Linked DNA regions of Mus musculus: region 2 is linked to region 1. A link is a loop called in an ENCODE intact Hi-C map of the cell type or tissue named here. Cell type or tissue: heart. All regions are shown on one strand.

Region 1 (8,000 bases):
ATTTTCTCAACTGCTACTTGATGGAGGAGGACCTAGTGTACCGTGGGCAGTGCCACACTGGCAGGTAGTCCTGGGTTGTGTAAGAAGGGCAGCTAAACCTGAGTCTGGAGCAAGCCAGTAAGCAGCATTCCTCCACCATCTCTGCATCAGTTCCAGCCCCAAGGTTCTTGCCTTGCGCTCTTGCCGTGGCTTCCCTCATCAATGTAAGATGCAATGAACCCTTTCCTCCCCAAGTGTTATAGCACAGCAACAGAAAGCACACAAGGACAATTTCATGCAGGAAGAAAAAGAAAATTTACCTCTGACATTTGTCGCATTCCTGTAGAATTTAAAGCATAACATTAATTTTCTGCTAGCCTAAAATGGAACATTTACTTATATCATAAAGACTCAAATTAAACTATAAGAGGTTCTACATCCCACTTCCAGCTCAGCCTATGTGTACAAAATGTTGTACATACTCCACTAGCAAAAGTAAAAAAAAAACTTATACTCTGTGATCAATGATGGGAAAAAAGCCATATTACAAAAAAAGTTAAAATATACTAGATTCCCTTTTGGTTGTTTTAAAGAAAGCAAATACTACAGAAAACAAACAAATTCCTGCTCAATTTTCTATTTTAATTAAAAACCATCCGATCTGCCAATATTGTGTGGGTGCTAGGAATAAAGGACAGGAAATACTAAAGATCACAGCATGTCCATTTAAGCGGGGTTCGAAGCTCTCCAGTCTGTCACTCTCTGGAGCCAAGGCACCACTGCTCAGCCTTTCCCCAACATGTCCCGGCCTCTTCTCCGCAGGCCTCACTAACTCTGCTCCTTTCCCTTTACTGAAATACCAAGATCTACTCCATGACATGCACGTACGCACGCCAGTCACTGTCTTGTCTGCCAGCACGCCTCTTTTCTCAAAAGAACCTGACATTCAACAACACAATCCCCTCTGTCACATCTGTACCATGACATCTGACCTGTACATCATAAATCAGTCCTGGGACAAAAAAACGGCACGAGCCCAACCTATGAGAAATCTTTGTCTGTGACCTCCACAATAGGAGATATGGTCGATATAAGCACTCGACCAGAAACCAAGAAGCTGCACAAATAAAACATGGCAATCCTCAGGGGCAGAAGGAGCCAAAGAAACAAGAGCAGAGGGCGGCCCAAGGCCTAGCTGTCCCCAAGTCTTAGCTCCTTTCTTCTTCTCACTACTTGGAGGGACTATGGTAGTGAGGTGCTTTTCCCTAGGTTAAATTGTTTCTGTCATTCATAAACAAATGAGTCCTAGAAAGTAGTACACACTAGGGAATCCTACAAACATACAAAAGAGGGAGGTGCGCCATCTGCCATCATCTGCCATTATTGGTGCACCCAGAGTCCCAGGCAGAACACTCGGTCCCCTGAATGATAAACATTTGCTAAATTAAGTCATGAAAATGAAGTATTTTAAAACAATCTGACTTTTTCAAGACTAGCAAATTAGTTAAGAACATGGGAAATGTCTAAAAATCAGGGTACTCAGTGAATGGAGACTGGCTAGGAGAAAATGATCAAAACTGAGCTAAAGAATATATAAAAAAAGCTGGAGCCTCCCACTCAGTTCCTGTCACCCATTCGCCTTCAACATCTATTGTCACCAGTAATTCATGATACGCCAGGCTTGATAATACATACTCTAACAACAATAAAAATATCATTGTTACTCAGTAAAATACTGAGGACACCTTTAACAGGTTCTTCACAGGGGCACACCATAGTTGATCATGTTTTTTAGGTACCTATATATGGTACTACAGAGTCCTCCATTCAGCCACCAGCCATTGCTTTAAAAAGCTCTCACCATTGAAGCATTGCATGGGTGTTTGGCTAGGTCGACAGTACTTCTTGATGCTCGCAGTTGTTTCTCGCGTTCTCGGCGGTTCTCTGCCTTCTTCCTCGCACCGGTCTTTTTCTTCGGCATGTTCCCTTCTTTCTAAACAAGAAAACAGGAAAGGTATAATTGATGCGTTCAGTCACACAGCATCTATACTTTCCTTAAATATTAAATCAGTCTTTCAATTTTAAATGCACCTCATCCCATCTGAAGCCTTTAGCAACATTACACACACATTATTCCAGCTGCAGGCTCCTAAACTAAGGCCCTCCTCTGGGCTTCCAAACTCTCACACAGCATAAGCATCAAGGACCTCAACCAAACAGCTAGAGTAATTGTTTTCTCACCCTAATTATTCTCTTCACTCAAAAAAACCTATGTATGCACCATTAGTAAGAAATGACTAAAAATATTTGTTTTGTGCCAAGTTGAAATAACCATTTTGAGCTATACAGTCTCAGCCCTAATGCTGTTGACATACAGTATTATACAGTACACTGTCACCTACATGGTATCTAAACAAATAACCAGCAACCCAAGGCCTGACCGCAAACAAACCCATTTTCTCTTAAGAGACTAAGGTACTACAGTGGCTTTCGCTGCCTGTCCCTCGTGCCTAGATGCAACAGTTTCGACAAGTCAGATGCTTTGGAGTTTGTTTCCCACACAGACATCAAACCTTACAGTGCTGGTTTTCAGCACACAGAAAAACTACAACAGAGACAACCAGGCTTCTGTGTTCTCACTCTGGTGCCCCAATCCTTTCGGACAGGACAGTCTTCAGAGCTAATCAGTGGTTAATCATGCTGGCCACGCCACGGGGCCTTCCTTCAGTGTTTAAAAGGGAAGTCTGGAGCATGTGGCTGAGTGGCCACGGGTGACCGTGGATGAATTCTGTACCCACTAAGACATCTCAGACCTATTTTTTTCCTCGAATCTGTTTGTGCCAACGAGGAGAGATTTCTTTGAGTTCAAGCTTAGATCCTGGTGACAGCAGAGCGACATTGGGTTCCAGGCTCTGGGAGGCCAGGAGGCGGGGGCGCGGGAAGAGCCACGCGGCTCGCGACCCGCCAGCAGCCCGAGGGCCCCTCACGTTCTCCAGACCCACCCACGTCGCGCGGCCTCACGGGGACGCGCCACTCACCGCAGTGGCCGAGGACGCGGAGGAGAGGGCGAGCCGCGGGCTAGAACGGCAGAAGCAGCCCGTTTCCAACGGTGGGAGCGAGACCGGATATCCTGCTATGTCAGAGCGCCCAGGTTGAACACGTCAACAGGAAGAATCCCGCATGTTCCGCCCCCTCCTCGGGGAGGACCCGCCTTCCCGGAAGTGGACTTGCTACAATGGAAAGAGGCTCCAGCGTTGCAAAGAAAGTAGAGGGCAGAGAGCTGCCGCATCTCAAGGCCTCTGCTATGTCATTCTGATTTTATTATTTAACTCAGAGAGCTAAAAAGTCCAAAAGGAAAAGAAAGACGAGCCCACAAAAAATTTTGAGAGGAGAACAAGAACTTTGCTAGCAATTTTTTGCCTGACTCTTCTGAAATCCTTTTCCTTTCTGGGAGCCTGACAAGCCTCACATGGCACATTTTTAATTTTTGTTGTTGTTATTTTCTGAGACATAATGAATGGAACCCTGGCCTTGAAGCCACGACTCCATTACCTCTGTCTCTCAGCACTAGGATTATAGGCGTGCTCACAGGAAACTGCAGAGCCCTCCACTCCTCCCCCCCACCCACCCACCCCCGCTTTTTTTAATGTCTCACAACACTGAGTTCGGAGGTGTCTTGCTTGGCCTCTGCTGTGTGCATTCTGTTCCATTGTGAGCAAATCCTCCCACGTTCTCTGCTTCTGCTCCGAGGCTGAGATCTAACTATGCTTCCCTACAAGACTGTTTGCTTTAAATAACACTGAAGGTAAATGTTCCACTCTCACTCCCACCTTACCTTTGGGGAGGAAGTTCTTGACATTACTCCCAGTACTGCATGTGAGTATCACTTACTGCCTATCACCTTCTATATTTGAGTGGAGCTGTGTTATATCCACCCACTTTTTTTTATATTTTTTTATTTACATTTCAAATGTTTTTCCCTTTCCAGGTCTCCCCTCCAAAAACTCCCTATCCCATCCCCCTCCCTCTGCCTCTTTGAGGGTGCTCCCCTATCCACCCACCCACTCCTGGCTTCCAGCCCTTGCATTCTCCTACACATCAAACACCCTCAGGGCCAAGGGCCTCTCCTCCCACTGATGTCCAACAAGGCCATCTTCTGTCTTTACCACATTCACATCCCAATGGAAGACAACTCGTTTTGGTCTCTCTCTTTTTTTCCAACCCCTTCTGTTATCATCTTTGCTGCACTCCAGGAATTCGCTTTCATAACCACACCTCAAGCCTTTCTCTGAAGAGAGCTCAGTTTTGTCAATGAAATATGAATGTCTTGGCTTACTAGGCTCCTACCCTGTGCTCTGTTCTGTATTCTCTTGTTTAGTCATCCTTTTCAGTCTTTTTTTCTGCAAGTTCTACTTAATAAAACAGTCCCATCTCATTAGTCACAGTTTTTATCATAGTTTTTGTACTACTGATCATTAAATGATGTACCTTTTCCCTCCTATTGATTTTCTGGGTGGGGTTTTGGGGGATGGGGTGCTGATACATAAACAGGAGTCTATGTCACTAAACTCAAGCCTCTCAGGATTCCCCTTCTGTCCTCCTATAGTTCCCTAATCTCTTATTCCCATTTACCACAATATTTAATCATAATCAAAACATACTTGTTTTCTTCAAGCTTCCACCACTTATATCAATTTCAACAGACATCACCATCTCCTCTTTGTATAAAATGAGGACATGACTGCTCCCAAGTATGAGTAAGGAGAGAATTTTATTGTAGATGTGAGGGAGAATGCTGCCAGAGACATCTGAAGGAGAGAAAGTTATAAACGAAGCATGAGAGAAGAGAGGGAGAGAGAAGGGAAAAAGAACAAAGAAGAGAGAGCCAAGAGAGGGGACCAGGAGGACAAGGGAGCCAAGAAAGCTCACAGACACAATGGCAGCATTCTAGCAGAATAAGAAGCTGAGGGAAGGGAAGTCCAGGAGCTAGACAAGTTTAGGGGAGAGGGTGAAGTGAGCTGAGCTAACTGGAGCCCCGGGTTTCTGAGTGTCTGGCCAGCATGTGCTTTGATATGCTAATAGAGCCACAGTTCACCATTTGTCCCTAGCTTCTTTGAGACCTGATACTCTTTCACAAACACAAAGTGTCAACAACAGCTAATATAGTCATGGGCTTGCTCCTTACGTTTTAGGCACTTTGCCTGTGTGCCCTTAACAAGGTAACACAAGAAAAAGAACACATAGATAAGATGCAGCTTGACCCACAATTCTATAGGTATTTGGGCTTGAGTGTTTGTATTCTCCTGGGCTTGGAATAAAGTTCAGTGATTGAATGTTTGCCTGGCATCAGAATGACTATTGATACCTTAAAATTGATTAAAATTGTAAATCCCACATTAAAAAACAATACTAGTAAATCTATTCCATATTAATTTAAATAATATTCACAAGCAAAACTGATAATACTTTCCTGTATGAAACACGTAGATAAGTGAAGGAACCCTGGCTCGGCGTTGGAATATTAACATCTCCTTGATCATGTGCTTTCAAGTTCCACGTGCTCCCTTCCACCCTTCACACCACGATGACGCCTCCTCCTTCACTATAATCTTATTGTGTGGCCCACATTCCTGTCTCAGCTTCCTAAGGGCTGGGATTGCAGATGTGGACCACCACATTTGGCTTCTTCCCTGTTCTTATACTTGTACAAGCTGAGCAGTAGCTTTACTTATTGCCCCTCCACTCTGTCGGTAGGAACACTATACTCTAGCAGCTGCCTGCCTCCTCACTCAGCCTTCTGCAGAACATCAGCCTCACCACTGCCCACATAGCCCTTGCCATTCATTACAGTATCTGTGCCAACTTATGTTCTAACTTAACCTTAGCCATATGCCTAGTGTTTAGACGGAGCTGGGGGCAGACTAAGGAGGCATCTGTGTGGGTTCCAAATAACAGAGAAGATTAGGAATTAACTACGGGAGACAAGGTCTTTGTGCTCAGGGATAGGCACTGGAGGAACCTGGAAGGCTAAACTCACAGAGTTGTTCCTTCAAGGGAAGGAATGCAGTACCTGCTATCTACCCTGAAGGCTGTAGCGGACGGCTTTCCAGCCTGGTGACCTTTGTGCTACCTGTGTGGCCAGAGACTTTTCAGGCACCGGATTCTCCTCAGACCCTTTTCATATATATGTTTTTCTCGGCCAATCAACAACCTGATTTTGCCAGTCAATCTGTAGACTATCTTTATTAACTTTACCAAAAACTTCCACGTCGTCATGCCTCATCTGTATTTAACTTACTTTGTTCCTCGAGGAGATGTGTGATGCTTTGTTGTGAACAAGAGATTGAGTTAATTATCATCAGATAGTCACCAAATTGTCCTGTGCTTAAATTTGCATAAAATAAACAACTAAGAGCCAGACTCCCCAAATCTGAACCTACACTGGCTGCTGAGTCATGCAGAGACAAAGGTCTTCCTGTGCCTTCCACACATCACTCTACTGGCTGTCATGGTCACAGGCACCAACTATTAACTGGAAAACTGGACCACAGTCAAGCTCAGAGGATTCAGGAGAACTGGAAATGTAAGATTCTCAGTGTCACAACCCAGCCTGTTGCATCAGAGTCTCCGTCTGACGGACATCCTAACCCTGGAACATCTATGCTCCTTGAGTTTTGTGGTTAATCTCTGGAGCGTGGCCACTCTTAGGATTAAGAATTGGACTTGTTTCTCTCTTTTTTTTCCCTGCCTTCCTACTGCAGAATCAAAGCCTCTTTACTTCCTAGCAGAAACCCACTCCATTTTATTGTTAGATTTTAAAATCCAATTAAGCACTTTGGCTTTTTTTTTCTGTTCTCAAATAATTACTTAGCATCAGATATTGCTCTTGTCCTTAAGATCACTGTTTCTCTCATATTTTCCAAGCATTTGACACATTGTACCTATTAGAATATTACCTTCTATTAGAATACCATCCCAGTTCACTACTGATAAAGATTTTAACCACTGCACTGCTACCTTGTGCCAAGGACTATCTGTCTTATGCCTGTCACCAGTAAGAGGTCCTCAGAGCAGTAAAGTTGCCATGACTCAAGTCATAAATCCTATCTTTTATGGACCAGCTCTGGCACTAACTGCCTTGGAAAGACACTCCGAGTCAGCATTAAGTAGAGACAGTCTGCTTGGGAAAGCATTTGGGAACAACAGGTGTGGAACGTGCTGTAATAGATCGGACAGAGGGAAGGGATGACCTAAATTATACTGTCAGTGAAGGCCTTGGCTTTGAATCTGAGACATCCCTTCAGTGTTATGCTGACTTAGGGTAGATGAACTGGAACATTGTAAGACTCTGACATTCGTTTTGCATAAGGACAACCAAAGGAAAGAGTGTCCTGAGGTACACCACTAATGAAAAGACTGGACAGCTGACTAGGGTCAGCCTGCTCTATTCCAGCCAGCTCAGCTACACAGACTCTCACCTCTGGAGAAGGACATTTATTAATTACAGAATAAATATTCAAAGTATTCTACAGCTCAGACCCTCAATAATAGAACTCCAAATGGTGTGCTTTAGAAACAAGAAAACGGAATCTGAAGGAGAGGAGGGATCTATATGACAAATGTATAATTAATTCATTTAATGTATAGGATGATTCTAAACCACAAGTGTAAAACTATAAAATTCAAATTCAGGTATAGAAACTACACAGACATAAAATAACACCAAGAAATAATTAAAGTCAAATGACAACAGATTTTTAATGGAATTTGATGGAGTGATATACTTAAAGGGATAGTCACAAAGCCTAGGCTATTTAAACCCAACCAGGAGGAGTATATCATTATGTATCGGAAAGCTTCACTATGTTAATTAAGATAATATTTTACAGTATCAGTCATAAGTAAATAAGCAAGTGCAACTGCAGAGAAGGCTTAAAAAGACTCACAGGCGGAAGGGTCCATGGAGAGCAGGAATCACAGCATTGTCATGAGAGGAGATCCGCTGGTGTCAAGGTGACCCA
Region 2 (8,000 bases), 560 kb after region 1:
ACACTTAACTCACAGTTTCTCATAGCAAAGGCAGTAAACATAATCCTGAAATCAAAATGTTCTTTTCAAAGAAAAAACTACACTTAGGTTAAGTTTTCTAGAATTAGCATTTTAATGTGCTCTTACCTTATTCTTGGAATATGTCAAGGAATTTTCTGAAATTAAAAAAAAAAAAAAAGTTACCACTTGAACACATTTTCTGAATTACCCAAAATCAAATAGTAAAACTATAACAGCAACGATAAATCACTTCTGCAGTTTAAGGTACAATTCCCACATGAACAACACAACAATCATCTCAAAATCTTACAGGATAGAGAAAAAGGTGGAACCATCATCCCCCAAATGCAGTACCAAGCTGGTGACAATCTAATTTTCCCAGAACTGTGTGTTTCTGTGCAGACCGCCAGAGTGGGGGTGTTTGCCCACTGCTAAGATCTCAGAAATTCATCTGAAGACTATATCCCCCACTACACCCTCTTCTCTGTCAGTCTGAGCAAGCGGCCCGCAACTCAGCAGTACAAGAACAAAGGAGCAGACTGTCTGCCAGCTCTCCTCTCACTAGGCAAAGAGCGAATAGCCTCTGCATTCCTGGTTTCTCTTCTAAGAATGGCAACATTTGTATTGGTCTGTTAAAAAAAAGTTTAAGAATTTATTAAGAACACTCTCCTTTTGAGAATTGTAAGAAAGATGCTTTTTGCCTCAAAGTAAACCTTTGAATATGCTCTTTCCCCACACTGTAAAGTGCCAACCAGTACAGACTGCAGAGGTCTGTGTTAAGAGGCACTTGGTTCTTCTGAGCAAGTGTGTGTGCAGGGGTGTGTGTGTGTGTGTGTGTGTGTGTGTGCAGAATTGTGCTTTATGCCTCATTCAGCCACAAGACACTCTGCCATTCTTCCTTGTCATCCTGGGTACAGGGTCTGCTGTCCACACCTCACTCCCTTGGACGTAAAGAGCATCAATTCCTTATTCAAGGCATTTTTGATCAACACAAAATAGGAGCTGGTTAATTCTTGACTTTCTACTTAACACAGCATCATGAGCTGTGGCTCCGCCCAGGTCTCTCTTACCATTTCTACAGTAACTTCAAACCACATTTCTCAGCCATCTGAGTTTGAAGTCAGAACAACATTTTCAATTAAACACTGAAAAACTGTCATTTGACAGAAATATAACACAAGCCAAATTGAGCCCCATGTATACCATAGACATTTCCACAGCTATATTAAAACAAAATACATGCAATTTTTATTGCTCTAACAACTTATATTATCACTTGACTGTATTACAAATACAATTATCATACATCTTTACACATTTTTTCATATAAGTCTTTGAAATCCAGTGGGTATCTTACAGGTAAAGCACAACTCAATTAACATCATGCAGACTTCAAGTGCTCAGAACCATGTGGCCATCACTGTGAGCCTGGACCAAGTAGGTTCTAAAAGTCTTTCCTAGGACCAATGAGTAATCTGTCCATTCAGAAATAAGAGTCAAAAGTGAGAAGACTGATTATTGAGGCCTCAAAGTAGGAAAACAGATAACTGACTCTTCAATCTTTTTTTTAATTAGGTATTTTCTTCATTTACATTTCCAGTACTATCCCAAAAGTCCCCCATGCCCTCCCCCCTCACCCCCCCCCCACACTTCTTGGCCCTGACGTTCCCCTGTACTGAGGCATATAAAGTTTGCACGACCAATGGGCCTCTCTTTCCACTGATGGTCGACTAGGCCATCTTCTGATTCATATGCAGCTAGAGACACGAGCTCCAGGGGGTACTCTTCAATCTTTACCTCATACATTTGTGTAAAAATTTCAAATGGAAGAGAGAATAATTTTCTAGTAAACAATTGAAAATATAATCTGAATAATAACTGATACATTTTTAAGACACCCAAAAGGCTCGTTTTTTGGATACATATGGGATGTTTTAGGAAGTTTCTTTTTATATATTCAGTGCTCAATTCAATAGTCAGTAGTAGAATGAAAAGAACTTAAAGACCACAAAGCTTAAGAAACTCAGCTGCAGTGACTCGCTCAAATCAAACTCCCATGGGGTGAGCAGAAGAATTCAGTTAGGTTATAATTAATGTTGAATTTTCTTTATTTTGAAGGTATTACCTATTCTGTAGGTCCTCTGTGCCCCTCCATAGGTGTCAAAAATTCGCTGCAATTCACATTTCCCAGTCATCTGCCGTAAGAGCCATTTCATCCAAAATCGGAAAAAGTGTCCATAGAAAAACTCCCACAGAGACACGAACATGTTTCCCTGGAAAGAGGATATAAACACACAAGCTTAACGGTCTCAAACTGGAATTATAAAACTGAAAAAGAAATTAAGTTGATCCAACTCCCCAAATGATAATGAAATATATTATTCCATTGTGTCTATTTTGTGAGTGTTTAATTCATCAGGCAAGGAAATAACATACAACAGCTTAAATAATGATTTGCCAAATGGTCACTTGAAAAAAAAATGTAAAAAGTAGCCAAATAACTGGCCAAATTATTTAATCGCTAAAAAGAATAACCACATTTCATTTTTGCCAAATATTATATTTAATATTTTGGATTCATACTTCCGTTTTTCATCCCTTGAAACTTGGAACAAAGAAGTTCAAGAATAAAAGGACCAACCGAGCAACAATTTCAAATCTACCACACATCAGATGTGGCTTCCCAAAAAATGAGCTCTTCTCAGCCTTGGTTGAGAGCGCGCCCAGCTGTCCCTGTCAGCTGACTCCGACAAATGAAAACACTACAAGTGGCTTACAAACTGAAGCATACAGGTTGGGAAACCGAGCAGATGGCATCCTGACGAATTCATCATTGTTCTAGTCAGTAGGTGAAGGGCAGAGACACCAAGAGGTTAAAAAACAAAAAACCCCACAAAATCTATACACTTGATATAACTGATCTTGCAATAAAACTCTTTTCGGGTGCTAAACGAAGGGGAGGAGGGATACCGGGAACTCCAGCCCTGGGATTCGCAGACACACCCTCTCTGCGCCCGGGCCCGAGGAGCTGTCAAATTCGAAATCCCCGCAAGGCAAGGCACCAGGTGTCGGTGCCAGACACGCGGATCAGGATCTTTAAAATGAGTCATCCCGTCGGCGCTTGTCGGGACGAAGCGGGCAGAAGTGCCAGGCGCAGGCAGGCCGTCCCGCCGAGCCCCAGGGCCTCGGGAAACCGAGTGCGAGCCCCGTGGGCACCGCGCCGTCCCGCCCCTCTCGCGCGCGGGAACGCTGCACAAAGCCCCGACGGCCCCCGCACCCTGCGGGTTATCCGCGGGACGCCAGCGAGGCTTGCGCAGCCGCACGCCAGCAACTCAGAGTGAGAGAAAAATAAAACAGCAGCCACCTCACAGGAGCGGAAGAACTAGGGGGAAGCTGGCACTGCCTCGGTTTCCCCAGCTGCAAACACCGGCAACGGAAACGACGCTCTACGTGGAGCGCTCCCTGCGAACACCGCGACCCGGAAGTCCGCACGGAGGCTGCGGGGGCGGGGTGTCTCTTGGCTCCGCGCCCCGCCTCTTCGTCTTCTTCCGATTGGCTCGCTCTCAGCCTATCGCCGGCGCGGAAGGAGGGGCCCGCGGGCAGGCGCGCCAGACGCTGGACGGTTCCCATGGCAACGGCGGCGGCCGCACTCCCAGCCCAGCGCCAACGAGTTCCCTGTGGACTCGGCCTGGGAACTTTGCTCTGGGCTTTCCGGGACTCTTCCACCGCGGGCGTGACCACAGCACTTTCACTTACATTTCCTAATCTGCGAAGTGATTATTTCCCATCTTTATGAGGCACAAAGGAAACTTGGGTCGAAGGCACTTTATGGATGACGCAAAAGAACTTGCGTGACTAAGTGTGTGCAATGAGAAGTTGCGAGTTTTTCCTCTGAAAACAAACATGGAACACTTAATTCATCAAACGTTCATTTCTTAACATCGTTTCTACTGGAGGAATAATCTGTGCCTTTTTTTTAAACCTCAAAAGTATGGTTTTTATGTGCTAGGTGGTCTTCTACAAGGGACTCGCACGCCAAACCAACCAGCAAAAGCATAGTATCAGGTGAAGCTGCCTAACAAAGTTATTAAGGGGATTAGGGAGTAGGGGAAGGGATCATTACATACAGCGGAATCAGCAAAGTAAGGATAAGCGTTACTAGAGGAGATGAGGGAGTGTGCTGGGCCAGCTTCAGGAGGAAGACTGATCCACAGGACAGTAAATGTAGAAGTCCTGGGTTAGGAATGTATTACAAAAGGCTGATGGCACAATAATGGGGTTGGTGGGTTGGATAAGAAAGAGCCAAGTGGAGAGAAGGCTAAATATAAAAGAAGTTAAAAATGAAACAAAAGAAATTCCTGAATTGGGCACGCTCATGCATGCCTGTAATTACATGCCAGCTGGAGGGTGATGTGGGCAGGGAGATCTGCAGTTCAAGGCTACTTAAGGATCTGCCTAAAAAAGTAGATAGATAGATAGATAGATAGATAGATAGATAGATAGATAGATAGATAGATAGACAGACAGACAGACAGTTTAGCCTCCTACCCAAACAAGATTCCTGGCTCCTTGGTCCCCTTGTCAGGACCAACCACTATTAGTTCCTTATACTTCCAAAAATATTCAAGCCAGTGTCTTGTCTATGCCCCATCCATCTCCGTGTTAGGTCTGATTAAGTGCGCAGTACATGCCTTTCCAATTTTTCTTTTTTTCAAGACAGGGTTTCTCTGTGTAGCCCTGGCTGTCCTGTCACTTTGTAGACCAGGCTGGCCTCGAACTCAGAAATCCACCTGACTCTGCCTCCTGAGTGCTGGGATTAAAGGCATGCACCACCACGCCCGGCATGCCTTTCCATTTTAAAGGTAGATTCTTCTTGTAGAGCATAAACCTATGAAGGGCAGACAAGCCACCACCTTTGCCCCATGGGAGTGAAATATTTCGTGGAGACCATCTCTCTCCCTGTCTCCAGTCAAGTTCTTGTCCCGCCCTCCTCTAAGAATGGAGTGGTCAGACAACAAAGACGTGTTATTGACACTCTGGGATTAACAGCCTTTACAAGATAAAAACTAGTTTAAACAGATTGCCATGTAGGATTTTACTATTCAGAGCCATTTGAACTCTCAGTTCCTGAAAGCATACAGCTCTAGCAGGTCACTGGACCAGCATGGTGGCCAAGCTGGGACTCAAGGCTCTGAAGCTGCAAGTCTGGAAGTCTACATCAGAGTAGGTATCACAGCAGTGGGTCTTGGAGTCAGGAAGCAGCTGCAGAGACAATTCCCTTCTTAGCCAGACTGCAAACTCTTGGAGAAATGAACCCTCTGCCTCAGCTGCTGGCCATATCCTGGAGCAGCCTCAGGTGAGCTCCCTGCCCAGAGTAGAAGGACCAGGGAGCCTCCAGTCAAATCCATCCCCCGGGAGTGTTGGAGGCAGCCTTTCTTCTATATGCTCCTGCAGTAAGCTGTTCTGTTTCTATAGCTTTGAGTATCCAAATTTATAGGTTACCAAGCAGGCCCTGATTGGCAAATCTTGAAAATGGGTATGTCCTGAAAGTGGAAGAATTAGAATTTAGGATCAATCAAGGAAGAGTTATCAAATCTAATGGGGTAGGGGTAAACCCAGAGACCAGCAAAAGTTCTCAGTCAAGTACACAGCTCTCTGTTAGAGTAGGAAAATGTAAAAGAAATCTCTTGGCCAGCCACACACCATCTTTGGCGCGAACCCAGCAGAGGGTCCCAAGGTCCCTAGAGGACTCTCCACGATGCAGGCCCCCTAGCACACCAAGGGCCTCAGGATCACTAGTGAGTAGAATGCAAAATCAATTTCAAAGAATCCTGGAGGGTCTTGTGCCAGCAGGAACAGGGACAAAGGAACCCTGCCCTACCAGAGGATGGAATTCTTTCCTGTCAGAGCCAGCTGCGCACCATCTTCAGCGTGAACCCAGTACAGGGTGCCAAGGTCCCCAGAGGACTCTACACCTGGGACTTTGGGATCACTGGAGGCAGAGTTGAGACCCAGACCCCTGGGCACCTTCCTTGCCAGAGGAGAGTCCCGCCTCCAGGGAGGGCTCTAACCCCAGGACACAGGAGGTGGATCAGAGCTCCAGACTTCTGAACACCTTCCCTGGAAGAGGAGAGCTTGCCTGCAGAGAGTGCTCTGACCACTGGGATTCAGGTGAGAGTTGGGCTCCCAGGAGTGCTGACAGAGGCTAACAGAATCACAGGAGGAACAAGCTCCAGAACCAGAACATCCACAACATCATCAGAACCCAGAACACCCACAACAGCGAGTCCTCAATACCCTAACACACCCGAAAAGCAAGACTCGGATTTAAAATCATATCTCATGATGCTGGTAGAGGATTTTAAGAAAGGCATTAAACACTCACTTAAATACAGGAGAACACTGCTAAACAAGTAGAAGTCCTTAAAGAATTATAGGAAAACACTGCTAAACAGGTAGAAGTCCTTAAAGAGGAAAAACAAAAATCCCTTAAAGAATTACAGGAAAACACAACCAAACAGGTAATGGAATTGAACAAAACCATCCAAGATCTAAAAATGGAAGTAGAAACAATAAAGAAAACCCAAAGGGAAACAACTCTGGAGATAGAAATCCTGGGAAAGAAATCAAGAAACATAGATGCAAGCATCAGTAACAGAATACAAGAGATGGAAGAGAGAATCTCAGGTGCAGAAGACTCCATAGAAAACATGGACACATTTGACAAGATCCAACACCCATTCATGATAAAAGTCTTGGAAAGATCAGGAATTCAAGGCCCATACCTAAAATTGATAAAAGCAATCCAGTAGCCAACATCAAAGTAAATGGTGAGAAGCTGGAAGCAATCCCACTAAAATCAGGGACTAGACAAGGCTGCCCACTTTCTCCCTACCTATTCAACATAGTACTTGAAGTATTAGCCAGAGCAATTCGACAACAAAAGGAGATCAAGGGGATACAAATTGGAAAAGAGGAAGTCAAAATATCACTTTTTGCAGATGATATGATAGTATATATAAGTGACCCTAAAAATTCCACCAGAGAACTCCAGCTTCGGTGAAGTAGCTGGATATAAAATTAACTCAAACAAGTCAATGGCCTTTCTCTACACAAAGAATAAACAGGCTGAGAAAGAAATTAGGGAAACAACACCCTTCTCAATAGTCACAAGTAATATAAAATATCTTGGTGTCACTCTAACTAAGGCAGTGAAAGATCTGTATGATAAGAACTTCAAATCTCTGAAGAAAGAAATTAAAGAAGATCTCAGAAGATGGAAAGATCTCCCATGCTCATGGATTGGCAGGACCAACATTGTAAAAATGGCTATCTTGCCAAAAATCTACAGATTCAATGCAATCCCCATCAAAATTCCAACTCAATTCTTCAACGAATCTGCAAATTCACCTGGAATAACAAAAAACCTAGGATAACAAAAACTCTTCTCAAGGATAAATGAACTTCTGGAGGAATCACCATGCCTGACCTAAAGCTGTATGTACTACAGAGCAATTGTGATAAAAACTGCATGTTAGTGGTATAATGACAGACAAGTAGACCAATGGAATAGAATTGAAGACCCAGAAATGATCCCACACACCTATGGTCACTTGATCTTCGACAAGGGAGCTAAAACCATCCAGTAGAAGAAAGACAGCATTTTCAACAATTGGTGCTGGCACAACTGGTGGTTATCATGTAGAAGAATGTGAATCGATCCATTCCTATCTCCTTGTACTAAGGTCAAATCTAAGTGGATCAAGGAACTCCCCATAAAACCAGAGACACTGAAACTTATAGAGGAGAAAGTGGGGAAAAGCCTGGAAGATATGGGCACAGGGAAAAAATTCCTGAATAGAACAGCAATGGCTTGTTCTGTAAGATCGAGAATTGACAAATGGGACCTCATGAAACTGCAAAGCTTCTGTAAGGCAAAAGACACCATCAATAAGACAAAAAGGCCACCAACAGATTGGGAAAGGATCTTTACCTATCCT

What was found. A loop is a pair of places that touch in the nucleus more often than their neighbours do. Peaks named below come from ENCODE experiments on the same cell type or tissue, not always from the same donor. Only the 100,000 strongest peaks of a DNase experiment are listed, where the experiment ranks them.
Region 2: a loop joins it to region 1, with 3 times the contacts of the local background. A loop is called at or near these places in 2 of 42 quality-filtered maps.

The regions. Positions count from the first base shown.
Region 1 is chr8:82,771,040-82,779,039 of GRCm38, forward strand. It overlaps Zfp330 (zinc finger protein 330), which reads right to left and starts at 3,106. Exons shown (of 10, transcript NM_145600.2): 1 at 3,018-3,106; 2 at 1,841-1,972; 3 at 300-319. The coding sequence starts at 1,960. In heart, no CTCF peak of the experiment used is centred here; a DNase peak (open chromatin) is centred at 3,162; H3K4me3 peaks cover 1,888 bases; H3K27ac peaks cover 1,719 bases.
Region 2 is chr8:83,328,986-83,336,985 of GRCm38, forward strand. Elmod2 (ELMO/CED-12 domain containing 2) reads right to left here and starts at 3,501. Exons shown (of 9, transcript NM_178736.5): 1 at 3,365-3,501; 2 at 2,126-2,273; 3 at 127-155. The coding sequence starts at 2,267. It overlaps Gm32327 (predicted gene, 32327), which reads left to right and starts at 3,634. Exons shown (of 2, transcript NR_168721.1): 1 at 3,634-4,065. In heart, no CTCF peak of the experiment used is centred here; a DNase peak (open chromatin) is centred at 3,596; H3K4me3 peaks cover 1,834 bases; H3K27ac peaks cover 1,104 bases; H3K27me3 peaks cover 696 bases.